Regions from separate parts of the Mus musculus genome. Here regions 1 and 2 are each linked to region 3. The links are chromatin loops, found by intact Hi-C in ENCODE. Cell type or tissue: heart. All regions are shown on one strand. Each heading gives the region's core, and the rest is flanking DNA. Links, peaks and the distances in the headings are about the cores only.

Region 1 (7,473 bases), core at 904-5,903, 330 kb after region 3:
GTACAGTAATAAAATGATTTGTGTGGAGGCTATATAATTCATATAAAAAGTGACAATCTCTACTAGGCTTTTGGTTTTGGCACTTCAATACAGCAATGATTTTCCAACCACTAGATTTACCTGTAATCACACCAAAAACTAGTATCTGTTAGCAAAATATATACTAAAAAATAACAGAAAATTAATTTATTCCTATGTTTGTAAAGTCTCTATTTGTTTACCTGAAAACTTTCTCCAAGCCCTCTTTAAATGAATATTTCTACTATTCTCAAAATGCAATCAGATATTTCTAGGCCTGACCCTGGACCTCCTCAACCAGATTTTTCCATTAAGCCTTGAATTTTAGCATCTCTTATTCCAAATTAAAGCTATTCTGAGAGTTCTCAAGCAAATGAGAATAAAGGCAGATGGACATCAAATAAATAGCTGTCTTAATGTAGTATTTCTTAGAAAACCTAGATAGTTTCCATGAACTTTCTATGGTGCTAATAAATAAATAGGTCACCACTACTCCTAAAAGTTTCATCTCTACCTGCCTTAATAGGACAAGGCAGCTACTGTCAAACCAATCTTACGTACGAGTCAACACATTCCTTTGCCCATAAAATGTCACCAGAGAGCTAGAGCCAGACGAAATGTCCAGCTTTCAGTGTGGTAACAGTCCCTCTCAAGGTCAAGGCAAAAACTATTTCCTGAGCCAAATAGGAATTTCTGGCACTAAAGTCCATCTTTATAGGCCTTTTCTAGAAACATTAATTTTAAATGGGTTATAACAGTTATTAGCTGAACTGATGAACACAAGATATTTATTAATACATGAACCTATTATTTCAGGCAGAGAACAGGGCTCAAGAAAATGAGCCACCATAGCAACTCATTGCACAGCAAATAGTGAAAGCATAGAAAATGCTACTGAAATCACTGAGTTCTGAAGGTTGGAATGACAAGACTAAATTCCTCGACTTTATGAACTTGTGAGTCAGTTAATGAACTGCTGACAGTATTTTAAGAAAGCCAAGGGCTCAGAGCTACTGAAACTTTATTATACATCTATACACACACACACCTCTTTATGCAGGGACATTCAAGAGCATGTAAATGAGAAAGATTTACTAAAGGAGGATCAATTACAAAAGCCAATATTAAGCTTAATAAATCCAGGCCGGCCCGTGCTGGCGCACGCCTCTAATCCCAGCACTCCCAGCACTCGGGAGGCGGAGGCAGGTGGATTTCTGAGTTTGAGGCCAGCCTGGTCTACAAAGGCGAGTTCCAGGACAGCCAGGGCTATACAGAGAAACCCTGTCCTGAAAAACAAACAAACAAACAAACAAGCTTGATAAATCCTTCAATCATAGATTGTAAGATGACAAAAATAAGTACAATTTACACTATATAGTATTCGAACACGAGAAAATTCTACAGCAAACTTCTAAAAGTTTTAAATACCTATTCCGCCTTAAAGTCTTCAAAGCACCTTAAATTAGCAGTATCAGAGTTATATGTAGTTCCTGCTTTCCTTCTTAAAGGAGGACAGCATTAACTGAAATGACACATTGCCAATCAGCCTTCAACACCAACTGTGAAAAACTGGTAGACAGAAAAGAACTAGAAAAGTTGACCTTTTGCCTCTTTTCTCTAGGATTTCTCCATGGTCTTCCCAAATGAGACAGTTTGTAAATATATCTAAAGGAGGATATTCTATGGGAGGAGAAAAGATTTTAACTTTATGGTGTGAAAATGTACTTTAATTATGTAGGGGGGAAGTTCAACAAATCAACCAGGGAAAAACCTGACTAAATAAATGACTCATTCTTGTTTTCAATTGGGTAAGATTTCATAATTAAAAATCTTACCTACATATTTAAAACAAGGAGGCTCCAATAATTCTGCCTAGAAGGAAGAAAACGTCTTGGAAAATTTTATACCTCTTTTAAGCACATTTTACACTCAAATCCTAGATGGTCTCTATGGTGCCTTTCAGTTCAAATCTTCCTTAATTCTCTGAGTAAGTTTACCAGACTATTCTTAGAAACTTGGTAATTACAAATAGAACACATATGAGAAAGAAATTTGGAGTTAAAGCTGTCATTACTAAGCCTAATTAAACACTGCAGACAGAAAGATGGCAGGAGAATAAAGCATCCCGAATTAGGGAAAAGGAGAACATAATGAGTAGGTCACAGCTCCAGCGATGTGGTAAACAATGTTAAAGAACACAACAAAGTCCAGCCTAGGCATTAGAGTGGATAGAGTGGGTGTCCCCTCCCCCTTCCCAGTTCCTTAAGTGGCATGCGACCCCCCTCCCAACAATAATATGCTTCTCTCCCATTAATCTGACTTTCTACCTACCTGAAGTAACCAACCACACTGGAAACACATGCCAAGTAGAAAGTGGATCCTCTAATCTCATTAAGCCCTACCCTTTATTAGCAGTTTTCCTACTTTCCATCCTAAAGTGGAATCCATATATTTAAACACCATAAAATGGTGAGACATCATCTCACCTCTATATTGAGACTCAAGCACTACAAGCCCAGACAAAAGCCATGAAGTAAAGGGCCGTGGCTATTTTCTGGACACAGACTGCTTTGACTTTCACACACACACACCCATGCCACCTTATGATATAAGCCCAACAAGGGCCATTGATATTCAATGGATCTCTAACTAGAAGATCAAACATCACTAGCTGGTAAAAAGAAGTTTGGTCGACCTGCGGAGCAGCGGTAGGCAGACGGGTGGCAATGCGGGGCGGCATCTTCGCCACACCGAGCAGTACTAGCCAGCCCCCGGTAAGTTTCCTTCCCTGCAGTGCACTAAATCACGCTGCCAGCCGCGGCCCCACCCCGCCCTGTTACGGAAAGGCATGCGGACAGCTCGGTGAAGGACGGGCGGACAGCTCCAGGCTCCCCGCACGAGTAGGCTTTCGCCGGGGCCGCAGCTTCTCCTGGCCGCGGCCGCTTCCCCCAGGACCAACGCCGTTGCCAACTTTGCCGCCGCCCCCTCCACCGCGCAAGCATCCCAAACTTTGCCGACTACCTCACCTGGAGGTTCGGGGCTGGCCCCCGGGAGAGGGCTGACCTTCACGCCTGCCCCAGCCGACCCTGGCCCCTCTGCCGCCCCCCGGCCCGCCTGGGAAACCCTTGGCAGGGATGCCTGCAGCCTGACCCCCTTGCCACATCTGACCCTCTGGACCCTGAGAGCCCGGGAATCCGCGACTCGGGCTAGCCACTCACCATTGGTAAAGGACTCCATCTTCGCCCCGCCGCGGGTCCTTACCAGCCCAGCGCCCCAAGCTTCCTACTCCGAGAGCCGAAGCGGTCCTGACGACTGAGCATGCCCAGCAAAGGCCTCCGAGGGCTGCCGGGGAGGTGCGGCGAGGGGCGGCGCCGCTCCGCCGCACGGCAACAACACCTTCGTTCCGGGTTTTCGCAACTGCTGCAAAAGACCCACTGAGGCGTGGACGCTAAGCATCGCTCAACCCTAGGCCCACTCCGCCCAGGGGCGGCGGGGAGGAGCGCAGTGCTGGGGCGGGGCTTAGAGCCCCACCCCCGGAGCTCACTTCTAGCCGCCGCGCTGTCTGTGCCGCAGAGCTGTAGTACCCCGGTTCAGACAACTGGTACACCTACTACTGCATCCGGCCGTGTTTCGGGTGCGGCCACCCCAGTACTGAGCCCGGAAATGCGGCCGGTGATGCTGTCGCCAGAGGGGTTGTCGCCCTTCGCGTTCTGAAAGCAAGACAAGGCCCAGGGTGGGTCGGCCTCTACGCTGGGCTAGCCCGGGGCGGCGCTCTTCTTAACCGCCGGAGCAAGCCCTGCGGCGGTGGTCGGCCCGACTTCCCTCCTTTAGCAGAACGCCCTGCAGCAGCTGCTGCTGCAGCAAAGCCGGAGGCCAGAGGAAGGGAGGGGCCCGGGAGTCGATCGGTGCCCTTTGCTTAGGGCTGGGCTTAGAACTGCGAGCAGATCTCAAAACCCGGAGCGGGGTGTAGGAGAACGGACCGTGCGCGCAGAGGTTGTGTGCAGAGAGGCCCGCCTGCCTAGTCCTGTCCTTACTCGACACCAGCAGTTGGCTGCTCCCAGCCTTCAGGGTACACGGCCTGATTCCGCGGGGCTAGACCGGAGGGAGCCAAGTTCCCCCTTCCCCTAGTACTCGCGCCTTTGCCTCGGGCCCCATTGTTTCCGGTGCCAAATCGGGGCGGTCCCCGGCAGCCTACGAGACACGTAGAGACCGCGTTAGCTCCTGCTAGCTCCTGTTTCTCCAACTGCCGGAAGTCAACACCCCGCGAAGAGGCTCCCCCATCCCTCCCAACCGCAGCCACAGCTCCTCTTTCCTCCCCACTCACTGCTTCGTCCCCTGCGGCGACTTGGCTAGGCCTTGGCCTCACTGCGCGAGCCAACTGTCACACACTCCTCCTCCCAGGCTGTCAACCCGTGCAAACAAAATCTAAACCTGTACAAATATCCTGGGCGAAAGAGGAGAAAGGGATGATGTTCGATCGATAAGGAAATTCTACGTTCAAAGAAGTAAACCCGAAGTGCAGTGTTTTTAAGAGGTCGATTGTATTACATCCACTACGTTCCACTCCTGTTTTACAACGCCCTGTGAAAACCAACTGTACTTGGAGTAACCACTAAACTCCTTACCTAACTCTGGGACCTCATTAACATTCTCGCCCTTTAATGGCCCCGAAGCTTTCATAAGGCTCCTAGAAGTTGGCGCGATTTATTCAGCATCGTTAACCGTACCTTTACTTATTTTTTTTTAAACAAAACAAAACCCTCCTTGCAAAATTGTTCCACAGCTTTGTGTTTTGTTTGCTTACTTCTTCCTGTCATTTTCTTAACTCAAATGTCACCCCTACAGAGAATCCTCTGACCACACACCTAAAATAGCAACAAACACAGTGGGTTCTATAAAGATTCCTCCTGCCATTATGTTCAGAGCACTCTTAGCTGTCAAAAGGCTTATTGTTTATCAAGAATACAAGATCAGTGGGGCAGGTTTTTTTTTTCATTCATTTTTTTAGGGCTATGTCCTCATTTTTAATCGTTACACAATATATTAAATAAGTACAGTATAATGTTTATATTTCTAATTTACTGCCCACATTGAAACCTTTCCACTGAATGTCTTTATAATGAATGTCTCCAGTTGGTCTGTTTGTGCTCAGTACAAATGTTCATGACATCATATCTCAACGCTGCTACTGCCTTTTCACTGTGTGAAAGATAGGCTGAGTCCTTAGGCTAGTCCCCATATCGGAGCAATTCCGAACCAAAAGTAGAAAATGAACCACAAGAACTCTTGTATTCATGGATTTTGTTCAAATGAGCCTGTTTCACATTGGTATTGCTTAGCTAAGAAACTCTTCCCTATTAGGTCGTGTTTTGTTCTTTTGGTGTTATTTTTGGTGCCAGAGCACTTAGTAGCAGTTATTTAAAACTCCACAACATGATAAATCACCTCACCTCACCAGCAAGCTACAGTCTATCATACTTTAAGTGTGAATCACATTACCTTGGGTTTTGTTTTTAAATTTTCAGCTCTGAGACTGTGTGCTAAAGTGTTTCACAATTTGCATTCATAAATTTGGGAGAATCAGGAGATTTTTTTTTTTTTTTTACCTATTTCTTTGCCAATCTCTTGCATCTCATCTTTGCTATTCAGGAATACAAGCAAACAGTAAATAAAACAAACATATTTCAGAATCCCATGTAGCCTTAAATGCATATTAGTGAATTTTGTTCCGTCAAATACTGTTTATATTTGATTTTGTAAAGCCTCTTTGAGGAAAACACAGAGGTTTTGCTCTTGTTCAGATTCTCCTCTTTCTCAAGGTTCTAACACTTTAGGTTATTGTGATATTACTGTTTATTATCAGGGTGATGTCATCTAATACACTCATCTTACCATCTTCAGAGTCATCACTGCATACTACTTAATATTTAAATTATATAACAGAAAAAATACTAATAGCTTGAACTGAAAAATATTAGCACCCTGGATAACTACCATCTGTTTATAAAGAAACAAAAAATGGGATCATAAATTAGTACTCAATACTATAAATAGATCTGTGCTAGGATCTGGCCGTACTGTTTCTGGATGTATATTCAAGAGAAATTCTGTCTGCTTTCAAAGAGATATCTGAACACTCATGTTTTTTTGTTTTTTACAGCACTGTTCGATAAGGAATCAAACAAAATATCCAACAACAGTGGGATGTATATCTACAATGACTGCCACTCAGTCATAAAAAGAAATATTCTACCACATACAGCAAAATAGAATAGTACTTAAAGACATTATACTAATTTAAGTTAGAATGACAAAAAATTCTTTTCTTATATGTGTTTGTGTAAAAAATAAATCCAGGTTTTTTCCTCCTGGGCCCTGCTCCCGGAATGACTACTCTGAGACTAATTATGTATTAATAATTGCTGAGGCCATAACCTTCAGGTTGTTCTCTGACTTGCTTTTACTTGTTATCCCTTTTATTTTAACCTGGTTTCAGCTACCTACTGAATTACATAGCTTTTGAATCTCTCACAACTCTGAATATTTCCCAGAATTCTCTCTATCCCTGCTGGACGTCCCACTTCCTATTTCCTGCCTCAGTTCATTGGCCATAAGCTTTTTTATTGACAGGTGATGATTATAAGAAATACACTCAATATGTGTGTGCAAAAAAAAAAAAAAAACAAAAAAAGACAACCTAAAGAATAGTAGTGATTACTAAAGGCCAGGAAGGTGAAAGCTGGAAACAGAGAAGTTGGCACTCTAAGATAGAAGCAATAATTCTACAGCAGACTGGATTGACTCTAACTCACAATAACTTATTACAGTTGTCATGAATAAGTAGTAGTACTGACCACGCCCGCTCAGTCAGTCAACAGGTTCTCCAGCACAGGAGTGAGGATTAAAAAGAAAAAAGACAGACAACATTGTAGCATGATCCCAGTCAATTCTGAGATTGAAGGCAAATTTAATTTTCCCAATTTGCTTTTTATACCATTTTAATTACATGCAAGTGTTAAGGGCTAGCAGTACAATAAGAAACTAAAAGGACAATAGTCAAGGAACAAGCAAGACAATAAACACAAAGCCCCATGACTAGCTGTGTCTAAGGACGATCAAGATATCAGAGCCTACTTCTTTGTTCTACCCTAAAACCAGATTGTTAATTCCTTATTCTTGGCCAATGTCAGGTCCCTCCCTGAATTTACTTCTTTGTCATGCTCCAATCTTGCCGGACTCGACCAGCAAGAACAATACTGCAACAGGAGCTTGATTGCAGAGGCGAAGAGACCCCAAGCCCAGTGTCTCACACCCTGATTGGTTATGCACTATGCCTCATTTGCATGTTCCTCATCTGATTGGCTACTCTCTCTCAGTACCTCACAGAACCTCATTAACATACCTCATTTGCATGTCTCACATCTGATTGGTTATATCTCAGTACCTCATTAACAT
Region 2 (7,473 bases), core at 904-5,903, 290 kb before region 3:
AGAACAGCAATGGCTTGTGCTTTAAGATCGAGGATTGACAAATGGGACCTCATGAAACTCCAAAGCTTCTGCAAGGCAAAAGAAACCGTCAATAAGACAAAAAGACCACCAACAGATTGGGAAAGGATCTTTACCTATCATAAATCAGATAGGGGACTAATATCCAATATATATAAAGAACTCAAGAGGGTGGACTCCAGAAAGTCAAATAGCCCCCTTAAAAGATGGGGCTCAGAGCTGAACAAAGAATTCTCACCCGAGGAATACCAAAAGGCTGAGAAACACCTGAAAAAATGTTCAACATCCTTAATCATCAGAGAAATGCAAATCAAAACAACCCTGAGATTTCATCTCACACCAGTCAGAATGGCTAAGATCAAAAATTCAGGTGACAGCAGATGCTGGCAAGGATGTGGAGAAAAAGGAACACTCCTCTATTGTTGGTGGGATTGCAAACTTGTACAACCACTCTGGAAATCAGTCTGGCGTTTCCTCCAAAAATTGGACATAGTACTACCGGAGGATCCAGCAATACCTCTCCTGGGCATATATCCAGAAGATTTCCCAACCGGTAAGAAGGACACATGCTCCACTATGTTCATAGCAGCCTTATTTATAATAGCCAGAAGCTGGAAAGAACCCAGATGTCCCTCAACAGAGGAATGGATACCGAAAATGTGGTACATTTACACAATGGAGTACTACTCAGCTATTAAAAAGAATGAATTCACGAAATTCCTAGGCAAATGGTTCGACCTGGAGGGCATCATCCTGAGTGAGGTAACCCAATCACAAAAGAACTCAAATGAAATGTACTCACCGATAAGTGGATATTAACCCAGAAACTTAGTATAGTGAGATATAAGGTACAATTTGCAAAACACATGAAACTGAAAAAGAAGACCAAAGTGTGGACACTTTGCCCCTTCTTAGAATTGGAAACAATCACCCATGGAAGGAGTTACAGAGACAAAGTTTGGAGCTGAGACAATAGGATGGTCCATCTAGAGAGTGCCATATCCAGGGATTCATCCCATAATTAGCTTCCAAGCGATGACACCATTGCATACACTAGCAAGCCTTTGTTGCAAGGACGGTGATATAGCTTTCCCTTGTGAGACTAGGCCGGGGCCTAGCAAACACAGAAGTGGATGCTCACAGTCAACTATTGGATGGATCACAGGGTCCCCAATGGAGGAGCTAGAGAAAGTATCCAAGGAGCTAAAGAGATCTGCAACCCTATCGGAGGAACAACATTATGAACTAACCAGTACCCCAGAGCTCTTGACTCTAGCTGCATATGTATCAAAAGATGACCTAGTCGGCCATCACTGGAAAGAGAGGCCCATTGTTCAGGCAAACGTTATATGCCCCAGTACAGGGGAATACCAGGGCCAAAAAATGGGAATGGGTGGGTAGGGGAGTGGGGGGGGGGACTTTTGGGATAGCATTGGAAATGTAATTGAAGAAAATAAGTAATAAAAAAAAAGAAGAACATTTTTAAAAATCTCTATCAATGTAGAATATATTTATCTCAAAATTCCAAGAAAGGATACAAGTATTTGTTTTATTTGTTACTAGCTATGCTAATAAAAGTTTAAATTCTTCATAGTGGAAACTTTAATTTCATGACACACTACCCTAAAGTAGATACTCCTTCCACAAGTGATGCATTACACACCCTTCTTCTTTACTCAGAATGCACATTGACTGTTGACTGGCCTTCCAATTATTGGTGATGCTATTGCAGAAGTCATCACATTCCTCCTGAGCAATGGCAGACCTGTATCCATTCAAAATAGTCATAGTCTTAATGAACTATTCTGATCAACTTATTCATTTTTATTTCTGTATTTTATGTAGGCGTGGTGGTGGAGGGGGTGTTCCTCTCTGTTCCTTTTCATCTATTCCTACATCTTAAGTCTTATGCTTCTCTTTTTCTTTTTTCAACTATTTAAGTCTTATATTTCCCTTCTTTGTCATCATCTTTGTGTTCTCCTTCTCCTTCTTCTTCTTTATTTTATTTTATTTCATTTTATTTTGTGTGGTTTTTTTTTGAGACAGGGTTTCTCTTTGTAACATTGGCTGCCCTAGAACTGCTCTGGATGTAGACCAGGCTAGCTAGAAATCTGCCTGCCTCTGCCTCCGCAGTGATGGGAATAAAGGCGTGTGCCACCACACCTGGCTGGCATACATCTTCTTATGTCTTCAGTCAGGGATACTATAGTGTTGACTCTCCCACATTCTTCAAATGTTTAAGGTTTACCTTCAGTATGGATTTTGTGGCAACTTTTATGATTACATGTATTCGTTAAATATTTTCTAGGTTCTTTACAATTGTTACGTTTTATTCCTATACATATTATGATATATACTGAAAACCAGCTGAGACATTCAGCCACATGGACTGAACAACCACTGGATTGCTCAACTTCCCATTGGTATAGAGTTATAGTTGGAAGAGTTGGCTATCAGCTTGTGAGCCATACTAATAAATCCACTTTCCACATACATAGACAGACCCTAGAGCATTTTTCTAGTACACCTGTGTTTTTAGTTTATTTTAAGATTTTATTTTATTTTATTGGCACTTTCCTACTGAGGAATAGACAATAGAATAGTAGATTATAGAATAACAATAGAGCTCCAGCTGGAAAGTTTGTGCAATTTACCTGAACCCAGTAAGAAGCCACAATACAAATCGTTGGTTCTTAAAGTCATTCTTTAATTAGCAGTTAAACTGGGCACCCTTCCACTTGTGAGACAGATTTTTCACTCCACTGCAACTTTAGTAATATGCTTCATTCCACTAGCAATAAGAGGAAGCACCTTCTGAGGGCAGTGGACACACAGGCAAGAATTTGAGTCCTGGCTCTTGAGAACAAGGTCACAGCCCACAAAGGGGAGGAGCAGGCAGCCAATCAGAGGTGAGCTGGAGAGATGGGGCGGCAAAGGCTGCGGTGTAGGTTATCGGAATCCTGTGACAATTGCTACCAAAATACAAATTTCTGTTGATCTGGAATAGGTTTGCGTCTACATTGGAAGTCTGTGCACTGAACCACTGAACCACTATTCCGAGTTGCTTTCGCACACTCTCACCCTGAGAGAGTTGCTCCTGTCACTCAGGATTTACTGGCCAATCACGGCATTGAGGAGGATCTGCCAGTCGTAAGAGGAGGGTGGTTTTTCCGGATGCATTTTGCTGGTTCCCCGTGAGATCTGCCAGTCAAAAGCGGGGGGTGGTTCTACCGGAACGCATTTTCCTGGTTCTCTGTGGGATCTGCCAGTCATAAGAGGTGGGTGTTTCTTCCGGAATCCATTTCGCTGGTTCCCTGTAATTAAGCAGGCTTAAGTGATTTGTCCTGTGTGCTGCTGGGTACAGTGAAGGAAGCTCAGGCAAGTTCTGAAAGTGCGACATGATGAGGATATTGTCACTTCCCACAGAGGTGAGGAGCGGGATCGGGTGTGCTGGGTCCTACGGAAGGCTGGGTCGGAACCAGCAGCTACATGCAGGCACCTGTGAGTTGCCTCGTGGTTTTAGCCGCTTCTGAACCCAATGGTGGCACCTGCATAACTTCGCTATTTGGGCTGAATATTCACAAAACCTTTCGAGCAGGATCCTGTGTATAGAAACACCCTTTGGCAGGATGCCAAAGTCAGACAGGCTAAGTTTCTTTCGTGTATTCTACAAGTTGTTCTCTAGGCATTTAGCGTTGAGCTTTGTATAAGGCAATAAGAATGGATCAATTCTCATTCTTCTACATGCTAACCGCCAATTGAGCCAGCACCATTTGTTGAAGATGCTGTCCTCTTTCCAGTGGATGGTTTGAGCTCCTTTGTCAAAGATCAAGTGAGCATGCATGTGTGAGTTTATTTCTGGGTCTTAAATTCGGTTCCATTGATCTGACTGTCACTGTACCAGTAACATGCAGGGGGTTGTTTGTTTGTTTGTTTTTGTTTTGTTTTTATCACAATTGCTCTCTCTGTACTACAGCTTGAGTTTCAGAATGGTGATTCCAACAAAGGTTCTTTTATTGTTGAGATAGTTTTTGATATCCTAGGATTTTTGTTATTCTAGATTTATTTGCAAATTGCCCTTTCTAATTCTGTGAAGAATTGAGTTCCAATTTTGATGGGGATTGCAGTAAATCTGTAGATTGCTTTCAGCAAGATAGTCACTTTTACTGTACTAATCCTTCCAATCCATGAGCATGGGAGACCTTTCCATCTCCTGAGATCTTCTTTGATTTCTTTCTTCAGAGACTTGAAGTTCTTATACAGATCTTTCACTTCCTTAGTTAGAGTCACACCAAGGTATTTTATATTATTTGTGACTATTGTGAAGGGTGTTGTTTCCCTATTTCTTTCTCCTCCTGTTTATCATTTCTGTAGAGAAAGGCCTCTGATTTATTTGAGTTCATTTTATATCCAGCTACTGCACTGAAGTTGTTTATCAGGTTTAGGAGTTCTCTGGTAGAATTTTTAGGGTCACTTATAGATACTATCATATCCTCTGCAAATAATGATATTTTGACTTTTTCTTTTCCAATTTGTATCCTCTTGATCTTCTTTTGTTGTGGAATTGCTCTGGCTAGGACTTCAATAGTTATGGAGAAAGTGTGCCACCTTGTCTACTCCCTGATTTTAGTGGGATTGCTTTAAGTTTCTCTCCATTTAATTTGATGTTGGCTACTGGTTTGCTGTATTTGCCTATGAGGTAATGGCCTGCTCTTGTTGAAAGACACTGTACCTATTCATACTTTCAATAATATCTATCTTTTAAAGAAGTCAATTCTTGATAACACTTTTTAAGTTTCATTTTCTTAGAATTTCTCTGAACATCTAGATTTTTTTTTTCTCTTTAGTGTTTCTGGAGAATTTAAGTATTTTATCCGTTTTCTCAACTGCTATGATTATTTGTTTCTCTTTAGAGGAATTTCTTCTATAGCCCAGGCTTGCCTTTTGCTATGTAATTTGATTGAACACCTAATCCTGCTTCTGCTGTCCAATGCCTGAAGAGAAGCATATAAATTCTTCCAGGATAAGCCCTGACTGGTCAATGAGGGAAAAAGACAGAGAGATATGAATGAATGAATGAAGGAAGGAAGGAATGAATGAATGTTCTCCTACCTCCAGGACTTTCTAGGGGAAATTATAGATCAAGAGGGACATTGGTAACAATTGATTTCACTGACCAACTTTGAAACCAAAGGGAGTGGGAAGAATGATGGAGGGAGCTTTCTTTGAAAATACCTTCTATTATCAGTGAATACTGATGTTATCAATGTTAGATGATCAACAAAAGTCCAAACTTGAAAATTTAGGTGGTTCACAGAACGAGACAATCAAGAATCTAGAGAAGGAAATGAATTAATTTTTAGAAACTAAATATCTGTATGTGCATGAATTCAACCAACACTTAAGTGCTTGACAAATTTCTGTTTCTGCACCTAGTAGGAATTTTACTATTCCAATTTTACAGTGTGCATTGGGAGAGAAAAGTATGAGTAATACCTGGCTTGTCTAATACTTGGATAACTTTTCAATAATAAAGCCTATTTCAACTTTTAAAAATAAATTTTGATATTATAATTAAATCCTTTAGGTTTATCCTTTCTCACTATTGTTAAGTCTTATGGCCCAGCACAAATGGCTTAGGTGCCTATTTAACAAATCAAAGCAGGCCAGAATCTCATTTTCTCCCCAAATCCCCCAGTTACCCTTTACAGTGTATGCCTAACAAAGCACACCCTGGATCTTAGGGATTGGGGTATACATCTCCCTGCTCCCCTTCCTTATGTAATCCACCCAAATTTGTTAGAATATCTTTTTCATCTATCATTTACCCACCTCATCACTTTGTCTGGTTTTCCTCTCCTCTCCTTCCTCTCTTCACATGGCTTTGGTTCCACTTGACTCTGGTCACTCTCTAAGATGTGCCTGTCTCTAACTCCACTCTCCCATGTATCAGCAATAAACTTTCTGTTCCACCATGTCTAGGAACAACCATATTTCTTTCCTTTTTATTTCCTTTTCCTTTCACCTCCCGTTAACCACTCCTTGTTTTCACATTTATGGCCACATCTACCTTCAATTGTTGCAACATTTTTAATTTCATTTCTTTTGAATATTTAATTTGATTTGATTTTAATTTTTTGAATTTAATTGAATTACCAGCCACATGGTTGTGTTTCATGGAAATTAAATTCCAGGCCATATAAGGAGTTTTGAGTTTCAGGGGTTTTTCAGGTGTGCATGGTGCTTGGCACAAAGCAGACATTAAATTGTTCTTTACCATTGTTTTGCATGTGGGCTTCAGTTGTTGTCCTGAAATTACAAAGAAGTATGAGTGGCTGCAGAGACATACAAACCCTTTTGCTCATCTGAATTCACAAAGAGAGCTGTAAAATATTGAGCTGCTCTATTTGGAGGAGAGATCAGTAGTATCTTTTTTTTTTTTTCCAGTTTTTAAAATCTGGTTGAAACACCACTAAACATGGTACAAGTGGAAAAAAATCTCTTATGAAGTTTTCTGAATGAAAATTGTGAAAAGTTCCTGAAGAGACAGAAACCGCTCCATCTCCAAGTGAGAATACTCAGTGTAACTGTGGCTTCATAGAAGGAATTGGTTGTGTTCCTTCTGTTTCTACTTTGTGAACTAGATTGAATAGTATTGGTAGTGCGTCTTTGTTGAAGGTCTGATAGAATTCTGCACTAAAACCATCTGTCCTGGGTGGTTTGCTTGTTTGTTTGTTTGTTTAGGAGACTTTTCATGACTGCATGTATTTCTTTAGGGGCTTAAGGTACGGTTTCATGATTTATCTGATCCTGATTTAACTTTGGTTTTTATTATTTGTCTAAAAACTTGTCCATTACATCCGGATTTTCCAGTTTTGTGTAAGATATGGCTTTGGTAGTAGGATCTGATGATTTTTTTAATTTCTTTAGTTTCTGTTGTTATGTCTCCCTTTTCATTTCTGATTTTGTTAATTTGGACACTGTCTCTGTGCCCTCTACTTGGTGTGGCTAAGGGTTTACCTATCTTGTTCATTTTCTCAAAGCACCAGCTTCTTTGACCCAGTTTTGTTGATTATTTGCATAGTTCCTTTTCTTTCTGTTCGGTTTATTTCAGCCCCGAGTTTGATTATTTCCTGCTGTCTACTTCTCTTGGGTTTATTTTCTTCTTTTTGTTCTAGAGCTTTCAGGTGTACTATTAAGATGCTAGTGTATGCTCTCTCCAGTTTCTTTTTGGAGGTACTCGGAGCTGAGTTTTCCTCTTAGCATTGCTTTCACTGTGTCATGTAAGTTTTGGTATGTTGTGCCTTCATTTTCATTAAATTCTACAAAGGGTTACCACTCTTTAAGGTTACCACCCTTAGTCCTTGGTGATCTGACAGGATGCATGGAATTATTTCAGTCTTCTTGTATCTGTTGAGGCCTGTTTTGTGACTGATTCTATGGTCAATTTTGGTG
Region 3 (7,473 bases), core at 947-5,946:
TAATGACAGAAATTCAAATCAAAACAACACTGAGAGTTCATCTTACTTCCATCAGAAAGTAAATAAGAAAAACCACAAGGGACAGTACATGCTGGTGAGGATGTGGAACAGGGGTGGGTGTACTCCTCCAAAGCAGGTGAGTTTGCAAACTGGTACAAACACTCTGGAAAACAACCTGCAAGTTAATCAGATAATTGGAATTAGTTCTACCTGAAGACCTTACTATACTGCTCCTGGACATGTACCCAAAAGATTCTCCACAATACCACAAGGACATGTACTCCACTATGTTCATAGCAGCCTTATTAGTCATAGGTGGAAACTAGAAGCAAACAGATTGTACCTTATCTGAAGAACACATTTACACAACAGAAGGGCTTTTCAGGTTCCAAAACAAAGAGATCATTAATTTTGCAGGCAAATGGGTGAAAGTAGAAAATTTTAGCCTGAGTGAGGTACCCCAGACCAAAAGACATACAAAGTATGTAGTCACAGAAGACAATAGTAGCCAAAAGTTACAAAATACCCATAATACTGGCCACAGAATCCAAGAAGTTAAGGAAGTCCCAAGTGGGGATGCTTCAATCCCACTTAGAAGAGGGAACAAAATTGACATGGCAGGGAGAAGGAGTGAGTTCCGTGGGACAGGATAAAAGAAGCTGGAAAGGGGACATGGTCAGGTATGGGAGAGACAGGAGAGAAGCCCAGAGGGCTAGCAATATGAAAGGAAATATGCATCTGATGGATGGGGAAATGGGAATAATTAGAAAATTAGAGACCTGGCATGGGCTAGGCTCTCAGGACTCAATATGGGTAACCTTAGCTGAAATAGTGGGAATATGGAAATAAAAGAGACCACCTCTAGTCCCAGTTGGCAGGTGGAGGGAAGGAAATGGGTGGGAGAAGAGACAACAGGAGGACAATGGAAGGGTTCAGGATCAGGTGTGGGGAGGGAGAGGACAGATAGCCAGATGGCCATGAGAATGTATGGAAATCTGTAACTGAAGGAGCTGGGGAGGTGGCAAACATCTCGATCTACCTTCTGCAATGGAGCATCAAGTTCTCTATGTGCCAAGCCTGGCTTGGCCCTGCTGGGACAGAGTGACATATTGCTTGCCCCTAGGACAGGGCCCTGATGTGAGCTTCCTAGAGAGTTCAGGGCAGCTGTGGCCAACATGCTTACTTGCATAGTAATGTAATTATTTCACATTCCTCTGAGGAAAGTCCTTCCTGTTAAGATTAATGACTCTACATTAATTACAAGCTGAAATCCCAGAGATAAGGGTGTGGCTACCTCTCAGCAAAATGGTAAACACTGGAACCTCAGAGAAGCACTTAAGGGAAAGAGTTCTAAATACATGAGTTTGAAAATGTATAATTTTTCAAACACGCAAAACTAATGATTCTGTTCGAATTATATGAGGATCTTCATGAATCTGAAGGAACAAAAGCAGCTGCACTGTGAACCAACATGTCAGAAAATTACTAAGGAAGGAAGTAAAGAGATTTAGGGAGTGGTAATTGAAGGAGATCTCACCCAGGTTTTTGCTTGTTTGTTTACTTGTTTGTTTGTCTGTTTAAGCTGACAAAGACAAATAAATTCCTGAGTTCAGGATCAGCCAAAGACAGATCAAAGTTACCCTAAGGCGTGGTGAAAATAGTAATTTCAGAGCAGAGTCCTGCTCAACTAGCCTATCATCCGTGCTTAATAAAGTCAGACAGATCTTTAGTTTTTTGGAATTTTAAGAAAAAATGTATGCCTCCTATCTTCTAAGAATCAAAGCACCGGGGTCATGGGATGCTGATTCATGAGCTAATCAAAAAGAAAACCTGGAGTAAATTACTGGATTGATAGGTAAAATAAAAGACTGCACCTGTCTTCTCCTTGAGATGATCCATCCAGAAAAATTTTAGGACAAATAGAACTGCTTGGAAATGAAAACACACACACACACACACACACACACACACACACACACACACACACACACCTGTACAAAGAGTGAGAGAGACAGAGTGTGAGACACACACAGTAAAAGAGGGGGGAGAGAGAGAGAAGGAGAGAGAGAGAGCTAGAGAGAGAGAGAGAAAGAGAGAGAGAGAGAGAGAGAGAGAGACAAGCAAGCAGGAAAGCAGGACTTGGACAGAGAGATCTTTAAGAATGGCAAGCAAGCAGAATATAGACAGAGAAAGACAGAGAAATCTCCAGAGAGGAAACACAACAGAAAGCAGACTGGAAAAGCTGTATCAAGCAGAACAAAGGTCAACAGCTTGGAATCACCATTTTTCTGATCCAGACACCACTTCTTTCTCTCTCAGAAACTCTCTCTAAGCCAAACCTGGTCTTTGGCACCTATAAACACATATCCACATACTGTTAACATATTCCATGTTTCCCAGAAGAGATTCTAGGCTCTTTGATGCACAGGAATAACACCCTACCTCCCACACTATCCCCAATTATACACTCATTGCCACTGCAAATTTACCTCTTCAAACCCTGCAAGGCTTTCCTTAAGTTTTGCCAATCTTTCTATCCAAAAGAGGCAGCCTGAAAAGTATGAAAATACATATATTTTTCCAATCCAGGAACAGTCGAGTTCAGTGGTTTTGCAGTATCCTTGCTCATACTCACGATACCTTATTCCCAATTAATTCATTTTGCAGAAAGCAATGTTACTATTACTAATGTTTCTATACAATTGACCAGGAAATATAGACTTTGAGGATTATTTGGTATTCCTGAAGTACTTAAAAATCTCTATCAATGTAGATTATATTTATCTCAAAATTCCAAGAAAGGATACAAGTATTTGTTTTTATTTATTACTAGTTATGCAAAAAAAAAGTTTAAATTTTTCACAGTGGAAACTTTAATTTCATAACACACTACACTAAAAGTAAATACTCCTTCCACATCTGCTGCATTACACACCACTCTTGTTTACTCAGAATGCACATTGACTGTTAACTGGCCTTCCAATTATTGGTGATGCTATTACAGAAGTCATAACATTCCTCATGAGCAATGGCAGACCTGTATTCATTCGAATTAGTCATAGTACCAATGAACTATTCTGATCAAGTTATTCATTTTTATTTCTGTATTTTGTGTAGGGGTGATGGTGGAGGGGGTGTTCCTCTCTGTTCCTTTTCATCTATTCCTACATCTTAAGACTTATGCTTCTATTCTTCTTTTTTCAACTATTTAAGTATTATATTTCCCTTCTTTTTCTTCATCTTTGTGTTCTCCTTCTCCTACTTCTTCTTTATTTTTATTTTATTTTATGTGGTTTCTATCGAGACAGGGTTTCTCTATGTAACATTGGCTGTCCTAGAATTCACTCTGGATGTAGACCAGGCTGGCCTCGACCTCAGAAATCTGCCTGCCTCTGCCTCCCGGGTGCTGGGATTAAAGGCGTGAGAAACCACGCCCGGCTGGCATACATCTTCTTAAGTCTTCAGTCAGGCATACTATAGGGCTGGCTCGCCCACATTCTTTAAATGCTTAAGGTTTACCACCCATATGGATTTTGTGGCTACTTTTATGATTTCATGTATTCGTTAAATACTTTCTAGGGTCATTACAGTTACGTTTTATTCCTATACTATTATGATATATACTGAAAATCAGCTGAGACATTCAGCCACATGGACTGAACAACCACTGGATTGCTCAACTTCCCATTGGTATAGAGTTATAGTTGGAAGAGTTGGCTATCAGCTTGGGAGCCATACTAATAAATCCACTTTCCACATACATAGAGAGACCCTAGAGCATTTTCCTAGTACACCTGTGTTTTTGGTTTATTTTAAGATTTTATTTTATTTTTTGGCACTTTCCTACTGAGGAATAGAAAATAGAATAGTAGATTATAGAATAACAATAGAGCTCCAGCTGGAAAGTTTGTGCAATTTACCCGAACCAAATAAGAAGCCACAATACAAAACGTTGTTTCTTAAAGTCACTCTTTAATTAGCAGTTAAACTGGGCACCCTTCCACTTGTGAGACAGATTTTTCAGTCCACTGCAACTTTAGTAATATGCTTCATTCCACTAGCAATAAGAGGAAGCACCTTCTGAGGGCAGTGGACTCACAGGCAAGAATTTGAGTCCTGGCTCTTGAGAACAAGGTCACAGCCCACAAAGGGGAGGAGCACGCAGCCAATCAGAGGTGAGCTGGAGAGATGGGGCGGCATAGCCTGGCGTATAGGCTATCGGAAACCTGGGACAATTGCTACCAAAATACATATCTCTGCTGATCTGGAATAGGTGTGCGTCTATATTGGAAGCCTGTGCACTGAACCACTGAACCACTATTCCGAGTTGCGTTTGCACCCTCTCACCCTGAGAGAGTTGCTCCTGTCACTCAAGATTTACTGGCCAATCACAGCATCAAGGAGGATCTGCCAGTCATAAGAGGAGGGTGGTTTTTCCGGATGCATTTTGCTGGTTCCCCGTGAGATCTGCCAGTCAAAAGCGGAGGGTGGTTCTTCCGGAATGCATTTTCCTGTTTCCATGTGGGATCTGCCAGTCATAAGAGGAGGGTGTTTCTTCCGGAATCATTTTCGCTGGTTCCCTGTAATTAAGCAGGCTTAAGTGATTTGTCCTGTGTGCTGCTGGGTACAGTGAAGGAAGGTCAGGCAAGTTCTGAAAGTGCGACATGATGAGGATATTGTCACTTCCCACAGAGGTGAGGAGCGGGATCGGGTGTGCTGGGTCCTACGGAAGGCTGGGTCGGAACCAGCAGCTACATGCAGGCACCTGTGAGTTGCCTCGTGGTTTTAGCCGCTTCTGGACCCAACGGTGGCACCTGCATAACTTCACTATCTGGGCTGAATATTCACAAAACCTTTCGAGCAGGGTCCTGTGTATAGAAACACCCTTAGCACGATGCCAAAGTCAGACAGGCTAAGTTTCTTTCGTGTATTCTACAAGTTCTTCTCTTGGCATTTAGCATTTTGGTTGTCATTCATTTCGAGTTAAATTTGTCTATGTTTAATATGTATCTCATGTGTTTGGTGAATGAAAGCACATTTTTTTTTCAATATTTCTCCGTGGTTTTTTTTAATAACCAGAAAAAGTGTGGACTAATTTTAGAACAGCTTCGTCTTTAGTTTTTTATAAAATTGTTTCTGAGACAAAGTATGTTGACACGTGGGTCCTAGTCTCTTTCTCTACCTTGCTAAACTTCATAATTCATTAGTTAAATGGCTGTACCACAAGAGAGTTTTAAATTGCTCATTTTAGTCATGTAATGTACTGCCCTTTGCAGTAGAAGTAGAAGTACTTGCATATGGAGCATGGCTTCTGTCTTCAGACTTCAACAGGAGGAACAGTTTACTGTGTACAGTTCAGGGCTAAACAGTGTAGACAATAGCTAGCTCCTACACTGTAGTTTAAGGGAATCATCTGCAGGGGTCATCATTATGAACAAGCTTCTGATGGTGTAATTTACAATTACCAAGGTAAATTAAGTCATGCATGTGAATAAAAATAATCCAGATTGGTGGGTATACCACCTGGGGAGGTTATGTTGAACCAAACTTCATTGATCTAGATAAGGCCATTCAGAAATTTGAATCAAGGGTAATTGGCTTTATCTATGTGTGTCAAGTTATAGACTTCAGCAGCTAATGTTGCATATAATGACGGGATCATACATTATCTTATTGATGCCATTTCCCTAAAAGGTAATAGCCTGCTATTGTTGAAAGACACTGTATCTAGGCATACTTTCTTTTTTATTTCTTAGATATTTTCTTCATTTACATTTCAAATGCTATCCCCAAAGCCCTCTATAGCCTCCCCCTGCCCTGCTCCTCAACCCACACATTCCCTCCTCCTGGCCCTGGCATTTCCCTGTACTTGGCCTCATGATCTTCACAAGACCAAGAGCCTCTCCTCCCATTGATGGCTGACTAGGCCATCCTCTGCTACATATGCAACTAGAGACAAAGCACTGGGGGTTACTGGTTAGTTCATTTTGTTGTTCCTCCTATAGAGTTTCAGACCCCTTTAGCTCTTTGGGTACTTTCTCTAGCTCCTTCATTAGGGGCCCCGTGTTCCATCCAATAGATGACTGTGAGCATCCACTTCTGTATTTGCCAGGCACTGGCATAGCCTCACAAGAAGAGCTATGTCAAGGTCATGTCAGCAAAATCTTTCTGGCATATGCAATAGTGTCTGGGTTTGGTGGTTGTATATGGAATAGATCCCCGAGTGGGGCAGTTTCTGGATGATCATTCGTTCAGTCTGCTCCACACTTTGTCTCTGTAACTCCTCACATGAGCATTTTGTTCCCCCTTTCTAAGAAGGACCCAAGTATCCACACTTTGGTCTTCCTTCTTCTTGAGTTTCAATTGTTTTGCAAATTGTATGTTGGGTACTCTGAGTGTATGGGCTATTCTCCCCTTATCAGTAAGTGCATATCATTTGTGTTCTTTTGTAATTGGGTTTCTTCACTCAGGATGATATCCTCCAGATCCATCCTTTTATCTAAGAATTTCATGACTTCATTGTTTTTAATAGTACTTCATTGTGTAAATATACCACATTTTCTGTATCCATTCCTCCATTGAGGAACATCTGGGATCTTTCCAGCTTCTGGCTATTATAAATGAGGCTGCTATGAACATAGTGGAACATGTGTCCTTATTACATGTTAGAGCATCTTTTGGGTATAAGCTCAGGACTGGTATTGCTGGGTCCTCAGGTAGTCCAATTTTCTGAGGAACTGCTAAACTGATTTCCAGAGTGGTTGTACAAGCTTGCAATCCCACCAACCATGGAGGAGTGTCCCTTTCTCCACATCCTTGCCAGCATCTGTTGTCACCTGAATGTTTGATTTTAACCATTCTGACTGCTGTGAGATGGAATCTCAGGGTTGTTTTGATTTGCATTTCCCTGATGATTAAGGATGTTGAACATTTTTTCAGGTGCTTCTCAGATATTCAGTATTCCTCTGTTGAGAATTCTTTGTTTAGCTCTTTACCCCATTTTTAATAGGGTTATTTAGTTCTCTGGAAGCCAGCTTCTTGAGTTCTTTATATATATTAGATGTTAGCCACCTATCAGATTTAGGATTGGTAAAGATCCTTTCCCAATTTATTGCTAGCCTTTTTGTATTATTGACTTACTGTCTTTTCCCTTATACAAGCTTTGCAATTTTGTGAGGCCCCATTTGTTGATTCTCGATCTTACAGCATAAGTCATTGCTGTTCTGTGCAGGAATTTTTCCCCTGTGCCCATATCTTTGAGGCTTTTCCCACTTTCTACTCTATATGTTTCAGTGTCTCTGGTTTTATGTGGAGTTCCTTGACCCAGTTAGACTTGAGCTTTGTATAAGGAGATAAGAATGGATCAATTTGCATTCTACATGCTATCTGCCAATTGAGCCAGCACCGTTTGTTGAAGATGTTGTCCTCTTTCCACTGGATGGTTTGAGCTCCTTTGTCAAAGATCAAGTGAGC

What was found. A loop is a pair of places that touch in the nucleus more often than their neighbours do. Peaks named below come from ENCODE experiments on the same cell type or tissue, not always from the same donor. Only the 100,000 strongest peaks of a DNase experiment are listed, where the experiment ranks them.
Region 1: it touches region 3 in a loop (2.9-fold over the local background); 4 of 42 quality-filtered maps call a loop at or near these places.
Region 2: a loop joins it to region 3, with 3 times the contacts of the local background. A loop is called at or near these places in 2 of 42 quality-filtered maps.

Annotation. Positions count from the first base shown.
Region 1 is chr17:17,621,158-17,628,630 of GRCm38, forward strand. It overlaps Lnpep (leucyl/cystinyl aminopeptidase), which reads right to left and starts at 3,332. Exons shown (of 18, transcript NM_172827.3): 1 at 3,237-3,332. The coding sequence starts at 3,255. In heart, for the core only: a CTCF peak has its summit at 3,509; DNase peaks (open chromatin) are centred at 3,494 and 4,134; H3K4me3 peaks cover 3,758 bases; H3K27ac peaks cover 4,199 bases.
Region 2 is chr17:17,001,831-17,009,303 of GRCm38, forward strand. It overlaps Gm51425 (predicted gene, 51425), which reads left to right and starts at 3,286. Exons shown (of 4, transcript NM_001374002.1): 1 at 3,286-3,446. The coding sequence starts at 3,417. In heart, for the core only: a CTCF peak has its summit at 2,836; a DNase peak (open chromatin) is centred at 3,211; H3K4me3 peaks cover 1,173 bases; H3K27ac peaks cover 494 bases.
Region 3 is chr17:17,289,896-17,297,368 of GRCm38, forward strand. It overlaps Gm6712 (predicted gene 6712), which reads left to right and starts at 4,548. Exons shown (of 4, transcript NM_001324550.1): 1 at 4,548-4,694. The coding sequence starts at 4,665. In heart, for the core only: a CTCF peak has its summit at 4,047; a DNase peak (open chromatin) is centred at 4,406; H3K4me3 peaks cover 1,097 bases; H3K27ac peaks cover 259 bases.